Linked DNA regions of Homo sapiens: all the other regions are linked to region 3. The links are chromatin contacts, found by Hi-C or POLR2A ChIA-PET in ENCODE. All regions are on one chromosome and are shown on one strand. The core of a region is the stretch at or near the end of the contact, and the rest is flanking DNA. Distances in the headings are between cores, read along the strand shown. Region 1 holds the start of SMPD1 (sphingomyelin phosphodiesterase 1). Region 2 holds the start of TPP1 (tripeptidyl peptidase 1). Region 3 holds the start of CYB5R2 (cytochrome b5 reductase 2).

Region 1 (3,005 bases), core at 1-2,500, 1.3 Mb after region 3:
CCGTGCCCTCCAGGTAGTCATGATCCCAGTGCAGGTCAGTGAGGAAGAGGATGCGGCTGACAGGGGCACCTGGGGCTGGGGGGCTAGGGGGTTTGGGGGGCGGCTTCGGCACAGTAGGCAAAGAGATGTTCCAAGATGAGAAAATGTCCCAGTGCCCACAGGTGGAGCCCAGGAGCAGGCCACAGGCCTCAGATGGGCTCAGCACTGAGCGTCTCCACACCTCCACCATGTCATCCTCAAAGAGGTGGACAATGGATTGGCACACGGCAGGTGGTGCTATCTTCAGCAGATTGCACAGCTTGATGGCCACGGAGCCCACGCGAGCCACATTGGGTTCCTTCTGCAGTGGGAGGAGCGCATGGTGAGAAATCAGAGGCAGAGCAGAGGAACCAGGCCAACCCCTGGCCACCACCCCTTGGGCCTCCATTTCCAAACTGGGGCTGGGCAGGACTCAGTGCACCAAGCTCAGTGCACACCTTTGCCTTCCAGATATTGCCCTGTAACTCAGGCAGCACCAGGCCATCGCTTCTTCTTTAGCTCAGCGGCCTGTGGCATGAGGCCTTTGCTTGGCAAGCTGACTTCCTCAGGCACTGTCTGCATTATTTTCTTACTTCACAAAGGTCACAATGGGGTGATGGTGGCATGTAGCCATGGGTGTCCCCAAAGGGGAGCAAACTCAGTGATGGATTGTAGATGCCACCCTCTCCATCAGGGATGCATTCTGAGCCCAGCGCACCAGCATCAGCCCCAGCCCCCAGCCCCAGCACTCCTTTCGGCCTCCTCCACTGCAGCCCCTTCAGTGCTCACCTTCAGCCCGAGGTTGATGGCGGTGAATAGACCTTTGCAGATTGGGCAGGTGAGGTTCCCCCACCCAAAGACATCTCGGAGCCGGGGCACTATGCGATGTAACCTGGCAGGATGGCCTTGGGGAGAAAGAGGGTGAGCCTCTGCCGGAGCCCAGAGAACCCGAGAGTCAGACAGAGCCAGCGCCAGCGCCAGCGCCAGCGCCAGCGCCAGCACCAGGCCCATCCAAAGGAGTCCGGGGGCTCCGGCGGTCCCGTCTTGTCCCTGCTCCCGGCCGGACCTGGGGCAGCTCTGGCGGAGTGACGCTCCGTAGCGGGGCATTGTCGCGCTTCCTACACGGGGCTGGTTCGTCTGTCCCGTCCCCCCCGGCCTGGACCCTAGCCAGCCCTCAGGGCCCCGGGCGGCGCCGGGGACACCCGATTACCCTTCTCTGTAGTCGGCTGACTGCTCCGCGGCCGGCCGCAAAGCAGCTCCGCCCCTTCCTCTTCCTCTGATCTCTGACAGCTGATCTCTCGGTGGCGGGCGGCTGTCAACGCTGCGGAGGCGGAGGGGGCGGGGCGCTCCCGGGACCGCCCCGATTCCGCCCCCTCTCCCTGCCCCCGCCCTGCCCCGGGCGCACGGGCTGCGGGGGTGGGGACTCTCCCTGAGGTCACCAGGGGCTCCGCCTTGAGGTCACAGCCGCGGGAGGCCGTGCTCGTGCTTTGGAGCTCCATGTGATGTGGTCGGTGGAAGACGTCTCCTTTGTCAGAATCCGCGCTCAGATTCCCGGAATAGCTGCCAGACCGACCCCAGCGTTTAGCCCGGGAAGGGGAGGTAGGAGAGAGCAGGGCGGGCAGGATCCTCCCACTGGGTGTGTTGCCTCTGACAGGAAGGCGCCTTCCCTCGATTCCCCATGCTCTGCCACTGGCACCAGCCCTCTTGAGTCACCCTGAGAATCACTCACCTGTGATTCAGATGAGGAAACAAACCTTAGAGATGGTGAAGAGACTAGGAAGCCGTAAAGACCATATAGCCGTGGGGGCCAATAACATGGGCGGGAACCCAATTGGGTCTCCCACCTCCGTGTATCCACGACAGTAAAAGCGAGCATTTATGGAGTTGTTTATGATGTGCCAAGCACCAACCCAGGCACTTTATAATTAATAATCTTCAATTCTCACAACAACCCTAAGAAGTACCTATTATATTGGGGCTCAGAAATCCATACCCAAAATATGGTGGTTTGACTTACTAAGTTAAGCCTTAAGGTGTGTCTGGCCTTCCTACTCCCGCGCCCTCTCTCCCAAAGCCGTTACCTAGCGTCCAGACCCATCAAAAGGAACAACGGTTTTTTTCTTCCCCTCCCTACAAAACCAAGAATATAATCACACCTGAACAGACCCCTTCACATGATAATGTGCTAGTTAATCTGTTCCCTGATCCATTCCTTCTCCCTCAGCAGAATTCCTCTTCCCCTCACTCCCACAACCCCCTTTGCCTGAATGACACCTAAGCTTCTGAACTCGTCTGGGAAGTGGGTAGTCACTCTGTGGTTCCCCGTGGACACATTAATACAATTTCTATGCCTTTTCTTCAATTAATCTGTTTTTTGTGGGTTGATTTTTCAGCAGAATTTCAGAGGGCGAAGGGAAAGTTTCCCTTGGTCCCTGCAAATACTATTATTACCCTCCTTTACAGATAGGATGAGGCACAAAGAAGTTAAGTGGCAGAATAGCAATTAAACCCTAAGCTGTTTGACGAGTGCTTCTGAGGAATCCTCAGAGCTATCAAGTCCTGTCAGTTCTTTCCTTTGATAATTTTTTACAAGTGTTTTTTCCCCCCAGTTCTGGGGACATCATCTCAGATAGAGTACTCACAGTAATAATTAGCATGCATTTTTAAGATTATGTACTATGAAAAACAAAACAAAACAAAACCTTTTTATCTAAGGAAGATGAGCCCCTTTAAATTATCAGGCCCAGACAGGCATTTAAAATGTAGCAACAGTCACTCTCACTCTTCTTTGAGCTAAGTAATTATCTCTTGAAACCACTTGCTATGCCAAGTAGCCATTAAATGCCATACACCTTATAGTTCAACAATGTATAGCCAAGCGCTAAACAATGTATAACCAGTGTTATTTCTGTAAACAATGAGAATTCCTGATGAACAACTTTTGTATTCATTTCCTCTCCTAATTCATCTTTTTTTCTTTGAAAATA
Region 2 (2,700 bases), core at 201-2,700, 1.1 Mb after region 3:
CTGTTCTTTGGGGAGCCAGGCTGTGAGGGAAAGGCAATTGGCCAGTGTTTGAGAAGTTCATGAGATTGAGGAAATTAGAAAAAAAAAAAAAAGTTGTGGTCAAAGGGAAATGTTTCTGAGCATGATGCTAGTAAATACAGCTCTAGGATCCACGCTTAGTGGGAAACTGGAGGGATCAATGGACAGAGAGAAGTCAGATTAATAGGAGTGAGGAAAAACAATGGCTTGAAAAAACAGAAGGTTATAGTCTAAGAAAGCATTCTATAATTATAATTTCAAAGGTAGAGCAGTTTTGAGAGATAGCAAGCCCAATGCAGCCATGGGACTGGTTTGCTTAAGTGAAGTGAAGGTAATGCTCACTGGGTTTAATGAGATGAAGAAATGGAAGGTTAGGGTGTTGAATGGGTCTTTTACCTAGATATTTTGATCATCTAGGTCAAATGATCGCAGGAGTTGGGATGGACAGAAAGGTGAAGTGCCATAATCTTCAGTGTGGGAATATAATCTATAGGTTAATGGAAGCCAGTGGCCTGTAGGACAACAGCAGGAGTAGAGGGATCTATCTAAAAAGTATTGAGGTCAGAACAAGGGATTTCACATGAGTATTGGATTAATGGTTTTGGAAGTTAAAATGACACTGCTGACACCATCTTCCATATGGATTTTTGGGGGGAAAAAAAGGAAGACTGGAAGGGAATTGAATCCTCAGGGTTTTAACTCTCATTGAAAATCCTCTTGTAATGACCCCAGTTGGAAGTAGTAAACTCAGACCTCCTTGTGGGCTTTGAGTTACCATTAGAAGAAGCAAAGGTCCGTTTCCATTTTATCCACCTGAGCCCACTAAACAAGATGCAAGATTCCTCCATGGCCCTTAGAACAAAGTTGATTTCCTTGAAAACCTTGGGAACCCATAATAAACAGGACCCCAGCTGATTGTAGATCTCCTGGGAAGCTACTTAAAACTGGAAACTGATTTGAATAAAAGGATCCTGGTCTTGCAAAAGCTTTACTCTGTTCATAAATGTAGTCGTAAAATGAAGACAAAATTGATAATATGGGGACATAAAGGATAAAAGAGGAAAAAAATTTTTTCACTGCAATCTTTCGAGGCAGATCACTTTTATATAAGTCTCCATATTGTAAATGCAGAAACCTAGGCTCTGAGAGGTTATTTTGCTGATGTCATACAGCTAGGAAGAACCCCAGTCTGTGGGTCTCTACAGCCCACTCACTTGTGGTGATTCCCAGGGGACCAGGCTCAGGACGCAGGTGGGGAGCCCTGGGCTTACTCAGTGCTTGACTGGCCAGAGGGGAGAATCCGGGTGGCGGCCCCACCCTTGCCTAGCATTTGGGACCACCCATGCAAGGGAGGAGCCAGTACCGTCACTAGTTACTAGGCAGAGGGGTAGTGGTGGTGGAATATAGAGCTCATGTGATCCGTCACATGACAGCAGATCCGCGGAAGGGCAGAATGGGACTCCAAGCCTGGTGAGAAATTGAGAGGGCTCGGGAGAAAGGGATCACGTTGGAGGGAGCACACATTGGGAGGGTGGGAACACAAGGACAACGTAGCTCCCACTGAAACCCACCTGCTGCCCCTACAGCCTCCTAGGGCTCTTTGCCCTCATCCTCTCTGGCAAATGCAGTTACAGCCCGGAGCCCGACCAGCGGAGGACGTGAGTTGACTTAGCACAGACTGCCCCCTTCCCCATACCCTGTTCTGCCTCCCACTGTCCTGGTCCTAGCTTCTCTCACCCCCGTGCCAGCTCCTAGTACGCACTCCATAGCTTCATCTCTATGTTCCTAGCCTCAGTCCCCTATCATTCACCTCATGTGATCTGTATCTGCTCCTAGGATCCTCCCCAAGGTCTCAGCTCCTAATCTGGAACCTTCCATGACCAATATTTTCCATCTCCACCCTAACCAAAGCCATGTCCCTGACCCCTGACCCTACAGGCTGCCCCCAGGCTGGGTGTCCCTGGGCCGTGCGGACCCTGAGGAAGAGCTGAGTCTCACCTTTGCCCTGAGACAGCAGAATGTGGAAAGACTCTCGGAGCTGGTGCAGGCTGTGTCGGATCCCAGCTCTCCTCAATACGGTGCCTTTTGGGACTGAGGACAGGATGTGGGATGCGGTGGAGGGACACAGGGCTGGGTTGGGCATGGGATGGCGATCATGTCAGAGCCTGCCAAGACACTTGTGTTCCTCAGGCTAGAAACCTAAAAGGGGATGTGGTTCAGTATACAGGCTTTATGATCAAATACGAACTCAAATTCTGACTCTGCTACTTACTAGCTACCAGGCATCTAGTACAACTTACGTTCCTTCCCCTACCCTCAAATCCATTCTAATTTCCTCTTTTGTTCACATACTAAGGCTGCCAGTTCTAACTCCCAAAGAGCCTTTGGATTAATCTCCTTCTTGCCGTCTTTTGTTACGACCAACTCCGTTATTTATTCCCACTCCTGGACTACTGCCCAGCTCCCCAGCTGATCTGCAGTCTCCTCCCTCCACCCCACCCCTCACTGTACTCCCCCACTCTGCTTCAAAACAGTCTCTCCAACAGTCAAAATGGATTGGTTCCTTCTCCTGGTTAAAGCCCTTCACAGCAGGGGGAGTGTGTGCTTGTGAACTGCAGAGGCTGGGGACGGGGCAGTGTGACACTAGTGTGCATGGCAGGAAACAGTGACTCACCATCGTGT
Region 3 (2,835 bases), core at 13-2,512:
ATGAAAATGTGGAGACATAGGAAGAAGATGCCCCTTCTCCTAGCCCCTCTCCTACAAACCTAGGAGAGGCATGGAACAGATCCTTCCCTCACAGCCCTCAGAAGGAACCCACTCTGCCCACACCTTGATTTTGGACTTCCAGCCCCCAGACCTGCGAGACAATAAATTTTTGTTGTTTAAGCCGCTCAGTCTGCGGCACTTTGTTACAGCAGCCCTAGCAGAGTCAAACAGGTGGGGATCTGCTTCTGGGCTTCTCTGTTTCACACAGGTCCTGAGGCAAGAATTTGCCTTTGCCTGTAATCAAGGGCGAGCCGGGCAGCCAAGGTTCCGAAACGCACCGTGAAGACCCTCTAACTGTGCCTACTATTCTGCTCCCCTCCGATCGGCGCGGGGCTCTTGTCCTTCCTCTCTCCACCCAGCGAATGAATGAACGCAGGAGCGCTCGGAGTACACGTCTTCAACTCGGCGACGCCCCTGCTTCGGCCCCACCCCGCAAACACCCGCCCCGGACCAGGCCCAGGGTAGGCGCCCATGAGGTATGTCGAATGAATATATTCGCGCGCTCTTTGCAGCTGCCTGAATTCTTCCTTCCCCAGCATCCCCCTCCGCCCGGTCACCCAGACGGCCTTCTCCAGCCTTGCCGAGCTTAAGTAAGCTGAGGGGCGCTCAGTGTGGCAGCTCTGCGTGTGCAGGGAAGGGGCCAGGATGCAGAGGGGCAGCGCAGGAGCGAGGACGCCACGGCTCAGCGCCCCGCCAGCCTCATGATGGAGCGCTGCCCTGGGGGCAGGGCTGACCCAGAGCCAGCGGCTCGTGAGTGAGAGCCCCCCGACCACGGCCCTTCTCGGGGAGCGGGCCAGCCGCCGGGGTCCCAGCCTGCGGGGTCCGCCCGCGCTTTTGTCCTCCCGGGCGTGCGTGTCCGGGTCTCGGCCGGTTCCCCGTCGGCCAGGCGGAGCTGCGGGGCGACGCCACGAGTCTGCGGGCCCGCGGCGGGGAGCGGCCCCCGGCCAACCCCAGTTCGACGACGTGTTGGGCGTCTCACTCCGGGTGGGTTCCGCGGCGGGGTGTATTTATGGAGTATTGAAGAAATATCTCCGTCGGGACGGCCGGAAGGAAAGAGGCCAGAGGCGCGGAGGCCGGCTAGAGCCGGGAACGAACGTCCGACCGGGAGGTTGGGGGCCGGAGCGGGAGGCGTGGGGAGAGGTCGTGGGCGGGACCGCGAAGGGCGGGGAGTGGGGCGGGCCGGCTCGGATTCCGGAAGGCTGAGACTCCAGTGACCCGGCGGGAGGAGAGGCAACTTTCCCTGTCGGGCTTGAGTTGGGAGAGGAGCAGGGCGGCCTTGTAGGGTAGGGACAGATGCGGGGAGGCTCCCGAGTCTCTGGCAGTTGAGTGCCCAGGCCCCCTTCGCCCTGTCCAGGAGACTGTTGGGGAGTCCCCAGGCCCTAAGTCACGGGGCACCTCTTAGAGCTACGCACCCTAGTTCTGTCTTTAGGGACTGGGCCCCTCATTCCGGATTGTGTGTTAGGGGTGATGTCCTCCCCCTTCACCTCAAGGAAGGGACTTCCAGTGTATGAACCTTTGGCTGTAGCCAGGAGGGGCCTAGTGACCTGAGCACCCCAGGCCATGTGTGCTGCCTGCTCCAGGGGCCTGAAACATCCTTCCTGTGTGACCTGCAGCTGACCCCTCCCTACCCTCTGGTCCACGACAGGCTCTCCCAGCCGCCTTCTGTGTCACTACTGTTCTCTTTGCCTATTTCCTGCAGGCAGAGCTCAGCTCCTGTGCCTTTGGTGTGGGGAGGGTGTTCTGCGCCTGAGAGCTGCCCTGTCCAGGGCGGGCAAGACCTGAGGTGCTCTGTTCACATTGTGTCTGCCAGGACCCGTCCCTGCTCCTGACCATCACCGTCACTGGGGTCACTGTGCTCGTGTTGGTCCTGAAGAGCATGAACTCCAGGAGGAGAGAGCCAATCACCTTACAGGACCCTGAAGCCAAGTACCCGCTGCCCTTGATTGAGAAAGAGGTAATGGGTCAGCCCTGTGGGTGGAAGGCAGTAAGTGGATGATGGCTGGGATGGCAGGGCATCCAGACAGTCATCTCATGGCCTCCAGTTCACTCCCCGCCGCCCTGTGTGTGTGTGTGTGTGTGCTGGAATAGCGCCAAACGGACCTCCTTTCCCAGGCATCTCAGCTGCCCAGCAAGGCTTCTAGAAAGCTGACAGAACCTGCCTATGTTTTGTTTTATCAGAAAATCAGCCACAACACCCGGAGGTTCCGCTTTGGACTGCCTTCGCCGGACCATGTCTTAGGGCTTCCTGTAGGTGAGCCGGGCTTGGGTCATCACCAGGACTGGGGCCTCTGGGGGCTAGGCCCTCCTCTCTTAACAGAAACACAGGTTTCCCACGTCCTGAGGTGTGGAAGATGCCCTCTTGCTCCTCCTGAGCCTGTGAGCTCAGGGAGATAGATAGGGGGATGGATGTGGGACAGAAAATTTCTTTTCTTCATTATTCCAATTGGGCTGACACGAGAGTGGTACCTCAGTGAGCATTGAAAAGAACTGAACCTAGAGCCAAAAGGCCTAAAATCTCATGGAAGGCTCCTTGCTGGGGAACTTAAGGGAAGTCCTTCAATCTCTCTGAGCCTCAGTCTATGAAATGGGATTTCCCAGGCCTGCCTGTCTACCTCACTTGGGTTGTTGTGAAAGTAGAGTGACTGATGGATATGAAAATTCAGAAACTACAAAGTATTGTGCACCTGGGAGGGATGGGAGGAACCAGTGGTCGGGGAAAGGCCCAGAATGTGCGGGTAGGCAGGAATGAGTCAGGTGTGCCCTGCCCCCAAGGTC

The links. A loop is a pair of places that touch in the nucleus more often than their neighbours do. ChIA-PET counts read pairs that join two places held with the same protein, here RNA polymerase II (POLR2A). Pooled maps may share reads with other maps.
Region 1: a loop to region 3 is called in a map of A673, with 12 times the contacts of the local background. The contact joins the promoter of SMPD1 here to the promoter of CYB5R2 in region 3. A Hi-C loop is called at or near these places in 1 of 168 maps with a recorded cell type or tissue (A673) and 2 of 50 pooled maps. POLR2A ChIA-PET finds 5 or more read pairs at or near these places in 1 of 52 experiments (WTC11).
Region 2: a pooled map shows a loop between it and region 3 (4-fold over the local background). The contact joins the promoter of TPP1 here to the promoter of CYB5R2 in region 3. A Hi-C loop is called at or near these places in 6 of 50 pooled maps. POLR2A ChIA-PET finds 5 or more read pairs at or near these places in 2 of 52 experiments (AG04449 and activated CD4-positive, alpha-beta T cell).

The regions. Positions count from the first base shown.
Region 1 is chr11:6,388,719-6,391,723 of GRCh38, reverse strand. SMPD1 (sphingomyelin phosphodiesterase 1) reads right to left here and starts at 1,250. Exons shown (of 6, transcript NM_000543.5): 1 at 808-1,250; 2 at 1-340. The coding sequence starts at 1,125. LOC124902624 (a long non-coding RNA gene) reads left to right here and starts at 1,368. Exons shown (of 2, transcript XR_007062573.1): 1 at 1,368-1,617. RefSeq lists a silencer at 1,034-1,533.
Region 2 is chr11:6,618,172-6,620,871 of GRCh38, reverse strand. TPP1 (tripeptidyl peptidase 1) reads left to right here and starts at 1,450. Exons shown (of 13, transcript NM_000391.4): 1 at 1,450-1,488; 2 at 1,605-1,676; 3 at 1,957-2,096. The coding sequence starts at 1,472. RefSeq lists an enhancer at 1,080-1,129 and a silencer at 1,680-1,729.
Region 3 is chr11:7,671,927-7,674,761 of GRCh38, reverse strand. It overlaps CYB5R2 (cytochrome b5 reductase 2), which reads left to right and starts at 1,262. Exons shown (of 9, transcript NM_016229.5): 1 at 1,262-1,343; 2 at 1,871-2,014; 3 at 2,239-2,311. The coding sequence starts at 1,937. RefSeq lists a silencer at 750-959 and enhancers at 1,480-1,579, 1,600-1,649.